Linked DNA regions of Homo sapiens: all the other regions are linked to region 1. A link is an interaction called in ENCODE POLR2A ChIA-PET data of the cell type or tissue named here. Cell type or tissue: MCF 10A. All regions are shown on one strand.

Evidence for each region. ChIA-PET counts read pairs that join two places held together with the same protein. Peaks named below come from ENCODE experiments on the same cell type or tissue, not always from the same donor. Only the 100,000 strongest peaks of a DNase experiment are listed, where the experiment ranks them.
Region 2: POLR2A ChIA-PET joins it to region 1 with 5 read pairs; 8 of 35 experiments call an interaction of 5 or more read pairs at or near these places.
Region 3: POLR2A ChIA-PET joins it to region 1 with 5 read pairs; 5 of 35 experiments call an interaction of 5 or more read pairs at or near these places.

What each region holds. Positions count from the first base shown.
Region 1 is chr16:57,264,071-57,269,070 of GRCh38, forward strand. All of the region lies in intron 1 of PLLP (plasmolipin), which reads right to left. Among named protein-coding and RNA genes, the nearest start is that of PLLP, 18 kb to the right of the region's middle. RefSeq lists an enhancer at 1-84. In MCF 10A, no CTCF peak of the experiment used is centred here; DNase peaks (open chromatin) are centred at 1,141 and 2,181.
Region 2 is chr16:57,176,044-57,181,043 of GRCh38, forward strand. The region is part of intron 1 of PSME3IP1 (proteasome activator subunit 3 interacting protein 1); the gene reads right to left. Among named protein-coding and RNA genes, the nearest start is that of PSME3IP1, 7.5 kb to the right of the region's middle. RefSeq lists an enhancer at 2,577-3,158. In MCF 10A, no CTCF peak of the experiment used is centred here; no DNase peak of the experiment used is centred here.
Region 3 is chr16:57,211,359-57,216,358 of GRCh38, forward strand. RSPRY1 (ring finger and SPRY domain containing 1) reads left to right here. Exons shown (of 15, transcript NM_133368.3): 5 at 1,614-1,740; 6 at 2,530-2,588; 7 at 4,749-4,815. Among named protein-coding and RNA genes, the nearest start is that of RSPRY1, 28 kb to the left of the region's middle. RefSeq lists an enhancer at 1,302-1,471. In MCF 10A, no CTCF peak of the experiment used is centred here; a DNase peak (open chromatin) is centred at 2,333.

The sequences.
Region 1 (5,000 bases):
CCTGGGCCTAGAGCACAGACAGAGCTGGGGTGCCTGCCAGGCACCCCATCCAAAAGCAACCTCGTCGAGGACCAGAAGGGAAGCTCCTGTGTGGATCCCTACAGAAGCCAGGGACAAGACTCGGGGGCCTGTAGCTGAGCTGGCCCAGGGAGCCCTCAGCCCTCACAACCCTCCTTCCTCGGCCTACTCCCCATCCCCCAGGGATCTGGCTTGGGAAGGGTATGGCCCAGTGGGGAAGTGGCAGGTGGGGCCTCGAGCTTGGAAGTCAAAAGCTGTGTGGCTGTGTGATGCTGACCGAGTACCTTCCCTGCTCTCCGAGGAAGATTCTGGGTTTTGTTCACTGCTGTATCTTCAGTGCCCAACAGTGCCCGACACATAATATACGCTAAATACACAATGTGCTTAGGAACTAACAATCCTATTTCTTCAACCATGACAGAGACCAGAACCCTGCCCTGCACAGGCACCGTGTATTAAAAGAGGAAGCAGTGGGGCTGGGCGTGGTGGCTTATGCCTGTAATCCTAGCATTTGGGGAGGCCAAGGTGGGAGGATTGCCTGAGCCCAGGCGTTCAAGACCCCATCCTGGGCAATATACAGGGAGCCCATCTCTGCCAAATACTTTAAAAATTAGCCGAGTGTGGTGATGGTGCACCTGTGGTCCCAGCTACTTGGGAGGCTGAGTGGGGAGGATCGCTTGAACCTGGGAGGTTGAGGCTACAGTGAGCCATGACTGTGCCACTGTACTCCAGCCTGAGCAACAGCAAGACCCTGTCTCAAAATAAACGAAAATAAATAAAATTAAAATTAAGTAAAGTTAAAATTAAATTAACAAAATAAATTAATAAGAAGCAGGTGTCCATCTGTGAACTGCCCCTGGCCTTGCCTCCCCCCAACCCAAGTAAGGGGCTCAGCCCAAAGTGGGAGGCCCAGGGAAGGTGTCCCGCTCTCCAGGGCTCAGCACCTGCTCCTCCCCACACTGGGGTGAAGCTCCAGGGATCCACCCCCCAACACACAGCACCCTGCCAGCCTCTGCTGCCCGTCAGCACTCTCACCGCCGCAAGCAGGCCAGGTGAGGGTAGGCAGGTGAGGAAGCCAGGGCGGAGCCACAGGGCCTTGCCCGCTGTCACACACCAAGCTGGGGGCAGAGCCCTTACGAGTGTGGACCCAGGGCAGGATGTCTCAGAACAACACCCTGCCAGAAACAGACACACCTGGAGAGGCCACGAACCCCCAGAGCTGGGGGGAGGCCAGTGTTCTGAAGGAGAACAAACACTTCGGGCAGCACGCCTCCGTCCCTTCTCCAGGTGAGAACTGGGTGCGTCCAAGATAAACAATTATTTTTTCATTTAAAGCCAATTCCTCATGGGCCTCCGCTGCCACTGTGTTGCCAGCTTCCAACTAACTAAAGGAAAGTCAGAAAATGCAATGAACCAAAAATCAAGAAAAGACCAATTCAGGTTTCCACTATCATATGCCTATCAATCACCTGTCCCATGACTCACAGCCTAGGTCACAATAACCACTCAATGCCTTCTCGCTCTGTGCCAGACACATCTCATTGATTCCTCCATCACCAGACCCTCCTCAAATGTTCTATCTGTTATTCCCATCTTCCAAAGGGAATCTCAGGAGGCAATGTGCCTGAGGTCACTGTGGGTAAAGGACAGGGCAGGAGGCCGGGTGCAGTGGCTCACACCTGTAATCCCAGCACTTTGGGAGGCTGAGGCAGGTGGATCACTTGAGCTCAGGAGTTCGAAACCAGCCTGGACAATATGGAAAACCCCATCTCTACCAAAAATATAACATTTAGCTGGGCATAGTAGCATGTGCCTGTGGTCGCAGATACTTGGGAAGCTGAGGTGGAGGATCAATGGAGCCTGGGAAGTCAAGGCTGCAGTGAGTCATGATGGCGCCACTGCACTCCAGCCTAGGTGACAGAGACCCTGTCTCAAAAAATAAATAAAAATTTTAAAAGGATAGGGAAGGACAGGAACCCAGATCCGTGCTTCCTTGGAACCTGCGCTACTATGAGTTATTTAGTGAAGTGTAAAAAATGAGGACACTTCAGCTGGCTCTAGGAGCCAGTCTGGGCTGGGCACCCAGGCTCCCCCCACTGCCCGCCGCCATCCCTGCCCCGCCCTGTGCTGTGCTCCAGCCCCACCCCTGGTTTCCAGATCAGCGAACACAGCGTCCAGATGAAGCCGGTGGATAAGGACTGGGAATTTCTGGCGTTCTTTCTGGCTGTGCTGCCTGGCTCTGTGCCTGCGGAGCTGCCTCGGTTTCTGCCCTAGAACAAGGAAGGTTCGTTCCTGCATTTGAACCAGACAGACTGGTTTCTCCTGGTTCCTGAGCCCCCAGCCCAGTCCCCCAAGAGAGACCCTGCTCGGAACAGGGCACCCAACACAGGCCTCGCTGTGGGCATCTCTCTGGGTTAATATATTTAACAAATGTCTATGGAGAAGGGGCCAAGAAAGATCTCACTGGCAAGGTGATGATAAGCAAAGACCCAGGGAGGTGAGGGAGGGGCAGGGAGGGTGCCACGTGGGTATCTGAGAACAGAACTCTATGCCTTCACCCCTGGGCCCTGCAGGTCTCTCTTGCTTACATGTTCGTCTGTCCCCGTGTTTCTCTGGAGGTGTCTACATGAATATCTAACTGTCTCTCTCCTACACACACAGGCAAACCACATCCTCCCCTCCTTCCCAGCTCTCTGAGGTCCCTGCCATGCCTCCCCAGACAGGTCCTGCAGATAAACAAAGGGAACTGTCTGGAAATCTCAAGGGCACAGGGCCTTTTTTTTTTTTTTTTTTTTTGCTTTTCTGAAAACCTGAATAATTTGGATTAGGAACTTTTTTTTACATATGAAGACTACAGTGTCAAAAACGACCTTTGCATCTTCAAAGAATTTCCAAACAATTGGGTAACGAAGAGATGTTTTTGTTAAAACCACCTGTGGCATCAGAGAGAAGATTCGTCACAAATGCCCAACCAAGAGGCACTCCTTGCTGCAGTGAAACCCTGTTATTACAGTTTCCCCAGAAGCTGCCAACACTGACAGCCAGACAGGCCAGGTTCCTGCAGGGTGCATGCCCTTCACTGACTCTGAGGGAAGTTTTTCCTCATCTCTTATTGTGGTTTGCAATGTGTTCCCCAAAATATGTTCAAGTTCTAACCCCTAGTACCTGGGAATGTGGCCTTATTTGAAAACAGGCTCTGGCCAGGCGCAGTGGCTCATACCTGTATTCCCAGCACTTTGGGAGCCTGAGGTGCATGATCAGTTAAGGACAGGAGTTTAAGACCAGCTTGGCCAATATGGAGAAACCCATCTCCAGTAAAAATACAAAAATTAGCCGGGCATGGTGGTGGGTGTCTGTAGTCCCAGCTACTCAGGAAGCTGAGGCAGAAGAATCACTTTGAACTCAGGAGGCAGAGGTTGCAGTGAACTGAGATTGCACCACTGCACTCCAGCCTGGGGGACAGAGTGGGACTCTGTCTCAGAAACAAAACAAAACAAAACAAAACAAGGCCTGGCATGGTGGATCATACCTGTAATCCCAGCACTTTGGGAGGCTGAGGCAGGTGGATCACCTAAGGTCAGGAGTTCAAGACCAGCCTGGCCAACGTGGTGAAACCCTGCCTCTACTAAAAATACAAAAAATTAGCCAGGCATGGTGGCATGTGCCTGTAATCCCAGCTACTTGGGAGAGGCAGGAGAATCGCTTGAACCTAGGAGACAGAGGTTGCAGTGAGCCGAGATCGCACCACTGCACTCCAGCCTGGGCAACAAGAGCGAAACTCCGTCTCAAAAAAAAAAAAAAAAGAAAGAAAGAAAGAAAAGAAAAGAAAATAGTGTTTGCAGACATGCTCGAGTTAAGGGGGGTTATACTGGATTGGGGGCATCTCTAATCCAATGACTGGTGTCCTTGCAAGAGAAATGTGGACACAGAGACCACAAGGGGAGACCATCGTGTGAAGACAGAGGCAGAGACGAGAGTGATGCATTTGTAAGCCAAGGCACACCAAGGCTTGCTGGTCACCACCAGAAGCCAGGAGGGGGACATGGGACAGACTCTCCCTCAGAGCCCCAGAAGAAAGCAACCCTGCCAACACTTTGATTTCAGTAACTGAGACAATATATTTCTGCCACCCAGTTTGTGGAACTTTGTTACGGCAGCCCCAGGAAATGAATAGGTTTTTCTCAGCTGCTCTCTGAATCTGTGGATGGGTGTCATGACCTTGTTCACCTGAGTGACACTGGCATTGGTTCTGTTGGAGGGGTGGCCTATCGACTCCTTGAATTCACGCTCTGGCCCTGCCAACTTAACTAGCTGTGTGACCTCAGGCAAGTGGCTTAGCCTCTCTGTGCCCTTGTCTTCATCTTCCTTCATCTTTGAAATGTATCTACCCCCTAGGGTGGTTTTGTTTTGTTTTGTTTTTGAGACAGGGTCTCACTTTGTCACCCAGGCTGGAGTGCAATGGCACTATTGCAGCTCACTGCAGCCTCGAACTCCTGGGCTCAAGTGATCCTCCCACCTCAGCCTCCCAAGTAGCTGGGACTACAGACATGCACCACCACTCCTAGCTATTTTTAATTTTTGTAGAGGTGGGGTCTCCCCATGTTGCCCAGGCTAGTCTAGAACTCCTAGGCTTAACTGATCCTCCTGCCTGGGCCCTAGGGTAGTTTTGAGCAAGGAACTTAGACCAGCAACCAGCATAGGCTTAATATTCAACATGGCCAGGTGTCATGATCACCCTGAGGGGTTAAGAACATGGGTTTTCAAGTCAGGCCCTGGGCCTACTTTCCTGCATTCGCCACGGTGTGTGAGGCTCCTCAGGAGGGTGAGGCCTCACTGAGAGAATGACAGTATCCACATTCAAGCACCAGGCACAGCCCAGGCAGAGATAAGGACCCACGTCAGTGCCAGCCCCACCCACCTGACAGATAAGGCGGTGGTGCTCCCACAGGAGGCCCCAGAAATCCAGCCCAGCCCTCAGATCT
Region 2 (5,000 bases), 88 kb before region 1:
TCTGATTTAGCAGCACTCAATGACTCCAGCCAGAGGCTCATTACTGAAGCAGAACTGTTCAGTCTCTGTGAAAATGCCAAAAATTCCTCAAGTTCTACAGAACAACCTCTTATGAAACCAGAGCCAACAATTTCTTAAATGTCTCTGGCAGAGAAAACGTGAACTTTCTAGGGCTCTAATGGTTGGGAGAGACATTCCGAACCCTCAATTTCCCCCTTTCTTATCCCCTATTAACCGTGTCTCCTTTCTCATCCTGTATTAATCATCTGGTTTCTTTCCATCACCCATTTTTCCTAGTAAATAATTCAGGGTGGGATAGTCCTTATAGCCCACCTAATATGATAATCCACTCGACATCTGAATTTACCATACACACCCAGGAGAAGGTCATCCAACTCATATATTAAAACTTCAAGAGGGACCACTGCATTCCCTTCCTAGGCAGCCAACTCCCTCTCTAAGCAGATTTGACTGTTAGGATAGTTCTTCCTTAAACTGAACTGAAATCTGTTTTACTATAAATTCAATACATAGGTTCAATCCACTGGGACTATACAAAAAGAATCAAATCTTTTCTAACATGACCATACTTCAGTTGTTTGAAGACAATTCCCATGTTCCTCCTAATTTGTTGCTTTTCTGAGCCAAACATTCCTAGTTACTTTAATTTTATAAGATGGAGAAAAATAATCATGTCTGAAGGAAATGAATTTATCAGATTAGATATGATTTAAACCTGGGAAATAAATACTAGGATACGGCAATGCCATTGGTGTCCCAGTAAATGTCTCTCTTCATTCTTGTTATATATATATAATTTTTTTTTTTTAAGACAGAGTCTCGCTCTGCCGCCCAGGCCGGAGTGCAGTGGCACGATCTTGGCTCACTGCAACCTCCGCTTCCCAGATTCAAGCGATTCTCCTGCCTCAGCCTCCTGAGTAGCTGGGATTACAGGTGTGTGCTACCATGCCCGGCTAATTTTTGTATTTTTAGTAAAGATGGGCTTTCATTATGTTGGCCAGGCTGGTCTCGAACTCCTGACCTCAGGTGATCCACCGGCCTTGGCCTCCCAAAGTGTTGGGATTACAGGTGTGAGCCACTGCACCCGGCCTATATTTTTAAAAGAGAAAATTTAAAAATCTTCCAATATGCCAAAAACAACAACAACAACAATAAAAACAAACCCTAGAATTTTACATTTCTACCTAAATAAGAATTCAGAGAGCCTCCTGGGCTCAAGCAGTTCTCATGCCTCAGCCTCCCGAATAGCTGGGACTACAGGCATGCACCACTACACCTGGCTAATTTTTTTTTTTTTTTTTTTCGTGAAACAGGGTTTCACCATGTTGCCCAGGCTGGTCTCAAACTCCTGGACTCAAGCAATACAATCTGCCCACCTCAGCCTGCCAAAGTGCTGGGGTTATAGGCATGAGCCACTGTGCCCGGCCTACAATCTTTTATACACAGGGACAAAACCAGAAATCAGTTGGTTAATGAAAATAAGAAATAAAGTAAATGCATATTTAAAAAAAAAATTTAAAGGCAAGCGTTGCAGGGGAAAGAAAAATACAAGAAATGTATTTCTCATCAGCTCTCAGTGGGTTGGTGTCCTGAAAACACAGTCACACTGTCAAAACTAATGCACACTTACAAAAGTCTGCTCTTTAAAACTAATATCTTAATTCAGGCTGGGCATGGTGGCTCATGCCTATAATCCCAACACTTTGGGAGGCCAAGGCAGGAGGACCAGCCTGGGCAACAAAGTGAGACCCCCCATCTCTACAAAAAATTTAAAAAACTAGCCAGGCATGGTGATGTGTGCCTGTAGTCCCAGCTACTCACAGGCTGAGGTGGGAGGATCATTTACTCCAGGAGGCTAAGGCTGCAGTGACCCATGATCGCACCACTGCGCTCTAGCCTGGGCAACAGAGTGAGACCCTGTCTCAATAAATAAATTAATTAATTAGTAATAAAACTAATATCATAATTCTGGCATTCCCTTGATCCCCAAATAAAGAAAATAAGCCAAGTTAGATGGACACACATAGTAATAAATTTCTGTAAGTTTAAAAAGACTAGACTAAAACATAGACTGCTTTATGCATCTTTTTTCAAATTAGCATTTTCTTCTGTAGGTCTTCATTCTCTGCATGGCTTTGCTCAGGCTGTTCCCTCTGCCAGGAATGCCCTTGCTTTCTTTTCACCCGATGCAAACTGCTGCTCCAACCGCCCAGAATCAGACTAAAGACCATCTCCTTTATGAAGCTTTCCAAGACCTCCTAGAGTAGTTAATATGTATTTCCTTCCTTTGTGTTCCTGCTATGATCATTCATAACTCTACTACAGCCCTTATTCTTTGTGTTTTATCATCTGTGACTGTTCCAACAGCTCTTTGTCTCCACAGTGCTTATTATTATTAGCACAGTGTCTGGCATATATTAGGTATTCAAATACTTACTGAATAAACCAACCACGAGGAGCTGAAGAATCTGAGCAGGGAGGAATGAACTCACATGAATATTCCTAGGTACTGTGCAATGTAAGTTATAGAGATTGGTAGCCATCAAGCAAGTATTTGCTGAAGTGTCAGTATCATGGGAATTCTATTCAAACGCCATACAATTTGTGCAGTAAGAAACAAAGGACTAAAAATTAAATCTCTTTACTATATTATATAATTGATGTCATCTTTCAAAAATAACTGCTACTTTCCGTTAATTTCAACTGATTAAAAATGGTCACTTATCCTGCGAAAGCAGTACTTGATGGAGACAGCGTTTTTGTTTGAAGAGTCCAATGGCTGTTTATTCTGCAAGAAAGAGGTGATAAGTACCTGTAACTTACTGACCTGCTGGAAGTAGACAAAGAAGCTAGAAAATTAGATTGTGTTGACTTCTAATTCCTATTGTCTAGGTAAATTTTCACAAGTCTCTTCTTTTTCCCTTTTGTTTGCTAGGGTAATTAAAAACAAATCAAAAGACAAACAGCCCAGGGATATCAGGGATACGGGCTCTAACTGTGAAGAGCCCTGTAGGAATGCAGAGGACTTACATTAGGAATGCTTACTTTGTCCTTACTGTGTTCCACTTTAGAAAGAGTAAACAAATGCTGTCAGCTTTCCTTTACTCACGTTTTCCAAAGTGACTCAAGTTTAATTATCAAACTAAACATTACATTATTTTTTAAAGGATTTATTCAATTTCTTCAAATAGGGAATTCATGGAAAACTAAAACCATTTCAAAATTCACTTTGTCCACCAAACTTAGAGTCCAAATTGGCACAAATAAAGAACGTGGTTTTCAAATCTGCCTGACCGTCAAGAAAACAAAGTTCTTATATTTCAAGCCAAAGTAACTGGTAACACTGAACTACTGGGTTTACATTGGAGACCGTCCCATTTAATTTCCAGGGTGGTGGGACAAAATGGGCTCAGTTCTTACATAGCACACTACACATGTTTTAAAATACAAAACTTACATTGTTGCTCCCCAAATAATTGCTATTCCTAACTTGAAAAATGACTCCATTTAGCTAGTGCCATGACACAAAGTAATGAGATCTGGTTTCCTATGGAATTGAATTATGTGATGGCAAACTACTTGAGTGTTTACATCACTGGCCACCATATCCTTCTAATTCTAAAATTAATTAGATTGTACATGTTAAAACACACCAGAATCAGGTTTCTGTGTTCTGTTGTTTTAAGGCTTCACTTTCAGTAGCAAAAGCAATAGGTCAATCCATTTCCTTTTGTGAGTAAATATAGATTATTGCTTTCCAACATTTTTTACTCTGATGTTCAAGTCACACTGTACTTCAAAATGCAGGACAGCAACTAAGAGGAATTTGCCATCTGGCTAACTCATCTATATTTCAAATAAAGACTTATTTCTGGCCAGAAGGCACTTCTACCAAGATACAGTTATTTAGATTTTTAAAAATTTAGCTGACTTTTCCTATATCATAAAATTTATTTAGAGAACAACAACTACTAACAGAGAGCCCGCTGTTAGTATTTATTACTAGGCAAAGTGAAGTCAATCTTCTAACACCAAAGCTTAATTAACATATTCCGGTAGCAAAGGAGACTAAAAGAATCTAAAAACTAAACCACAGAAAAAGAAATTTAATCCATATTTTAAATGTTTATCATAAGGAGCAATTTGCAATAACCTTTCAGGCATCTATGAAACACATACAATAAAAAATTCAGCTTTGCAATAATCTTTCAGGCATCTATGAAACACATACAATAAGAAATTCAGCCAGGCATGGTGGCTCACACCTGTAATCCTAGCACTTTGGGAGGCTGAGGCAGGAGGATCGCTTGAGGTCAGGAGTTCAAGACCAGCCTGGCCAACAGGGTGAAACCCCATTTCTACTAAAAATACAAAAATTAGCTGGCTGTGGTGACATGTGCCTGTAATGCCAGCTACCTGGGAGGCTGAGGCAGGAGAATCGCTTGAACCCAGGAGGCGAAGGTTGCAGTGAACTGAGATTTCACGCCGCTGCACTCCAGCCTGGGCAATAGAGCAAGACTCCGTCTCAGAAAAAGAAAAAAAAAAAAGAAAAGAAATTAAGGCCTGGTGCACTAGCTCACACCTGCAATCTGAGCACTTTGGGAGGCCAAGGCAGGATTGTTTGAGCCCAGGAGTTCAAGACCTGCCTGGGCAAGATGGTGAGACCCCAACTCTATTAAAAACAAACAAACAAACAAACAGACAAACAGGCTAGGCACAGTGGCTCATGCCTGCAGTCCCAAAGCTGTGGGAGGCCAAGCTGGGAGCATCACTTAAGGCCAGGAATTTAAGACCAGCCTGGGCAACACAGTGAGACTCTCTCTCTACAAAAATATTTAAAAATTAGCCAGGTGTGATGGTGCACTACTTAGGAGGCTGAAGTGGGAGGAAGGCTTCAGCCAAGGAGTTCCAGGCTACAGTGAGCTATGAGGGCCATTGCACTACAGCCTGGGCAACAGCACAAGACCGACCTTGCCTGG
Region 3 (5,000 bases), 53 kb before region 1:
CAGGAGTTCAAGACCAGCCTGGCCAACATGGTGAAACCTCATCTCTACTAAAAATACAAAAATTAGCCAGCACGATGGCGTGCACCTGTAATCCCAGCTACTTAGGAGGCTGAGGCAGGAGAATCACTTGAACTCGGAAGGTGGAGGCTGCAGTGAGCTGAGATTGCACCACTGCACTTCAGCCTGGGCGACAGAGTGAGACTCCATCTCAACAACAACAACAAAAAAAAGTTAAAACTGAAAGCACTTTTGAATCTTACTCAAATGTATTAATGATTAGTGTAACATTGGTTATCCTTTACATAGAACAAAAGCATCGAACTTTCATTGCTTTCCCATGTGTTTTACAGAGTCCTTTTTTTTTTTCTTTTTTTCTTCTTTTGGATTCTGGCATCTTTCATTTTTAAGATGGAGTCTTGCTATGTTGCCCAGACTGGTCTCAAACTCCTGGGCTCAAGCATCCTCCCACCTTGGCCTCCCAAAGTGCTGGGATTACAGGCATGAGCCACTGTGCCCAGCCTCAATTCTGGCATTTTCATTCATCTGTTTAAGCCCAGTGCAGAAAAACATTGTGGACGGAAGGGGAAAGTCTTTAGCGTAGTCACCAATGAATTGACCTTTGCCTAGGCTTATAAGAGCTGCCTGTTTCAATTTGCCTTCAACTCTGTTGGGGCAGGGTGCAGTGGTTCATGCCTATAATCCCAAAACTTTTGGGGGCTGAAGCAGGAGGATCACTTAAGGCCAGGAGTTCAAGACCAGCCTGGGCAACATAATGAGATTCCCATCTCTACAGAAAATTAAAATTATCTGGGCACTGTGACATGTGCCGGTAGTCCCAGCTACGAGGGAGGCTGAAGTGGGAGGATCACTTGAGCCCAGGAGGTAAAGGCTACAGTGAGCCATGATCACTTCACTGCACAGCAGCCTGGGAAACAGAGCAAGAGCAAAAAGAAAAGAAGAAAACTCTGCTGGGATTTGTTTTTGCTTAGTAAAACTTTTTTTAAAGTAACTTTTTACTTCAACATCACCAGCCTTTAATGTTTTCATAATGGCATCTGAGTGGGTTTAATCTGTTTAGTGATTCAAGAATATGTAGCATATATTTGATACAACTTAAGCATTCTGAATGAAGTGGAATCTAGTAAGTCATGTAAGGAGACTTTCAGGTTGATCAGATATTTCCCATCAATGATATCATTAGGGTACATTGCATAATTTTTATATGGTCATTCTGAGTTTATTTAACACCTGGTTATAGCTCCCCCCACCCCCCTGAGACGGAGCCTTGCTCTGTCGTCCAGGCTGGAGTGCAGTGGCACGATCTCGGCTCACTGCAACCTCTACCTCCCAGGTTCAAGTGATTCTCCTGCCTAAGCCTCCTGAGTAGCTGGGATTACAGGCGCGCACCACCACACCTGGCTAATTTTTGTATTCTTAGTAGAGATGGGGTTTCACCATGTTGGCCAGGCTGGTGTCGAACTCTTGACCTTGTGGTCCGCCCGCCTCGGCCTCCCAAAGTGCTGGTTATAGCTTTTGTCTCAAAAAAAAAATGAGCCTGGGAAAACAACCTGTGTAGTATATGGGTCAAACCCACTTGTACTTTTTTGTTTTAGGATGCACTCCAGAAATTGACTGAAATTCTCAATTTAAATGGAGAAGTAGCTTGCCAGGACTCAAGCCATCCTGCCAAACACAGGAACACATCTGCAGTCCTAGGCTGCTTGGCCGAGAAACTAGCAGGTAACTTTGGGACACTCCACAGTGGAAGATCTTAAGTTGTTTGACATTAAAGGGAAATTTGTACTGTATGTCTTTGATCAAACTGCTATACCAGAAAGAAATCTCTTAAAAATGATATTGAGAGACATAGACTAACTGGAAGAAAATTACTGAAAGGCTACAGAGGTGAATGCAATTTAATTTAGCTTTGTGGATTTTCAGGGGAAATTTTAAAAGAAAAAAGTTGTGCTTATTTGCTTTAAGAATAAGGAGCGAGGAAAAGAAAAAAGGGAGAAAAGCTAAATTCAGCATAACAAAGATATGTATGTGTGTATACAATATATAATTTGCATATATACACACTTTATAAAGTTTAGCTCGATTATGAAGACATACAAGGTAGAGGGAGAGGAAAAGGAACTTCTGGTTGGAGCAGTTCCTGAGAAGCAGGTATTTAATTTGTTTATGAATGTTACCCATTTTAAGAAAGTTAACAGCAAAGTACAGGGGCATAGCTCAGCTACTTACATCACGTAATGTGGAAGAAACAATGGATTAGAAATCAGAACATGTGGCTACTGGTTTGGACTCTCCCATGTGCTTGCCAAGTGCCCTGGAGTTAGTTGCTTAATTCTGTGGGCTCACTTGCTTAACTGTGAAATGGAGCTAGTACTATTTTCTACCTCAGAGCAGGAGGCTTTAATAAGATAATGTGCATGAAAGAGTTCTACCAAAACAATTTGATTGTTACCAGTGATTTAAAATAATCTGGCATTTTAATTATATCAAGTGTTTGTTGTATTTGTCTAGGTCCTGCAAGTATAGGTTTACTTAGCCCAGGAATACTGGAATACTTGCTACAGTGTCTGGTAAGTGAGACATCAAAACTATTTATTCTTAGTCATCTAGAAGTGGGCATCATCTAGAACTGTGCATTTTCTCAAATTGCTGGCATAGCCACTGGCACAGAGAATGGAATCAATTGTAAATTTTATTTGCAGGTGTTTCCCGAGTGCTTATTTATTCCCTCCTATGTTTAAAAAAGAGAGTGGGATTGGAATTTATCCCAACCAGCAAAAACAGCTGAGTTAGTCTGGTTTTAAATTTAGTCATAAGATAGCTGCTATGATTGGCTCTTTTGCATGTTCCTTGAGTTTGCCAAATGGTAATAGGGACCTCCACAGTAGAAACAATTACATGGCGTTCCAAGCCAGGAGGCCATCAAGTCAGATTCCCAGTATATATAAATCTCTACTCCTCCCTGCCCTCCCCCTCACTGCTACTCTTAAAACTGTTGTCACTGGAATATTTAATATATTGTCTATGAAGCTTCTGGTTTGCTGAGGCTGTGCCCTCAGATCTCTCATAGTTCTGGCCTGTGGTCTTGAATGGTCTGTATTTTTAAAAGTTATTTTTGTAGGCCTAGTGAGCATTGGCCCTTTTCAAAACTCTGGTCTGAAAACCCTTATTTGTCAATACCCACTGATACGTGCTTAAAACACTTACCTTACTCTCAATGAGCACTCTGGGGATACAACATGGCAGTCCTATGATTTCAAGAGGTTTATTGGTTAGTTGAGGAAACAAAACTACTCAGACAAGGTAATTAGCCTCCATTTTATCACAGGATGTGATCATGGGAGAAAGTACTTCATCAAGACTAAATGAGGGCCGGGCACGGTGGCTCATGCCTATAAGCCCGGCATTTTGGGAGGCTGAGGTGGGCTGGTCACCTGAGGTCAGGAGTTCAAGACCAGCCTGGCCAACATGGCGAAACCTGGTCCCTACTAAAAATACAAAAATTAGCTGGGCATGGTGGCATGTGTGTGTAGTCCCAGCTACTCAGGAGGCTGAGGCAGGAATTCACTTGAACCCAGAAGGCAGAGATTACAGTTAGCTGAGATCTCACCACTGCCCTCCAGCCTGGGCGACAGAGCGAGACTCCATCTCAAAAAAAAAAAAAGACTAAATGAGAAGGTGGGTGGTATGGGTAATGAGAGCCGGGGTGTCATGAAAGTCAGACTTCCTGATGAAGGTGGACCCTCAGCTGGGTCATGCTATAGATGAGGATTTTATTGTGCCCAGAGGAGGGAAAAAATTGGTTTCTTAGCTAAGGGAACATCACAGGCAGAAGTCCAGAGACAGAGAATTGTCTGATGAGAGAAGACAGTGTTCAGAGATAGGACACAGACTGAGTAGCCAGCTAGAAAGGGTTTAGGGCCTGAAAAGCCAGGCAGAGGGATTTAGATGGATATGAGAAGAAATAGAATGCTGAATAGGCTTTCCAGCAGCAGGGATGGTGGTTATGTGAGGTTTCCAGAACTTAGGAGGTACCAGGGAAGTCAGTGGGAATCATCTGATGTTCTGGAGCTCCTCTGGTGGCTCCCAATGTAGCAGTAGGGAAAGCACAGCTATGAGAAGGTGTCATGTTCAACAGATAGACCTTTCCTTAAAGGGGAACTCATGTGACATGAGCTTAAATGTAACTAAAAGAGTTCACTTGTTGCTTTCTCCTGTCTACCATCAGCATTTGTAGAATTCCTTTCAGGGAACAGCTTAAAAACTGAGCCATTAATTGTTAATTTAATTATTTATAATTTTGCAACTTGTTAGTGATAAGTGGTTCTTTTTAGGATTCTAAGTAAAATATCATTTTTAGTTTATAATTCTAGGTTTCTGTTTGGCTTGCATAAATGAATGTGAGAATGAATATTTTATTTAACAAAGCCCTAATGTAAGTTTTATTAAGTAAAATAACATAGTGTATTTAACAGGATACTTTTGAAATTTCCAAATCTATAAATTAACCTAGTGACTTTAAGAAAAAAATACAAGATTAAGAGAGCCTGTCCAGTTCATTACTAACATTATTAGCCAAATGGATAATTGAGAACTTGAATGAATGAAACTTTTCTGACCACTCGAAAAAACATCTAGCACATATTGGGCAAGGAAATGAAACTGATAACTTGCCACCTCTGCAGGGGAATGATTTTTTTTTTTTTTTTTTATCTTTTGTTGTTTTTCAGAAGTTACAGTCCCACCCCACAGTCATGCTTTTTGCACTTATCGCACTGGAAAAGTTTGCACAGACAAGTAGGTATAGTGACTTCTTGCACTAATGATCTTCTGTATTGGTTGTTAAAAATTTTATTTTTCTTAGTTACTGGATAAGCCTACACTTTGAACCCCATCAGATGGGCATACATTCTGTTTTCATCTGGATAGACACGTTAAAGCCAATGAAGTATAACAGGGACAAAGGCAAGGATTTTCTCACC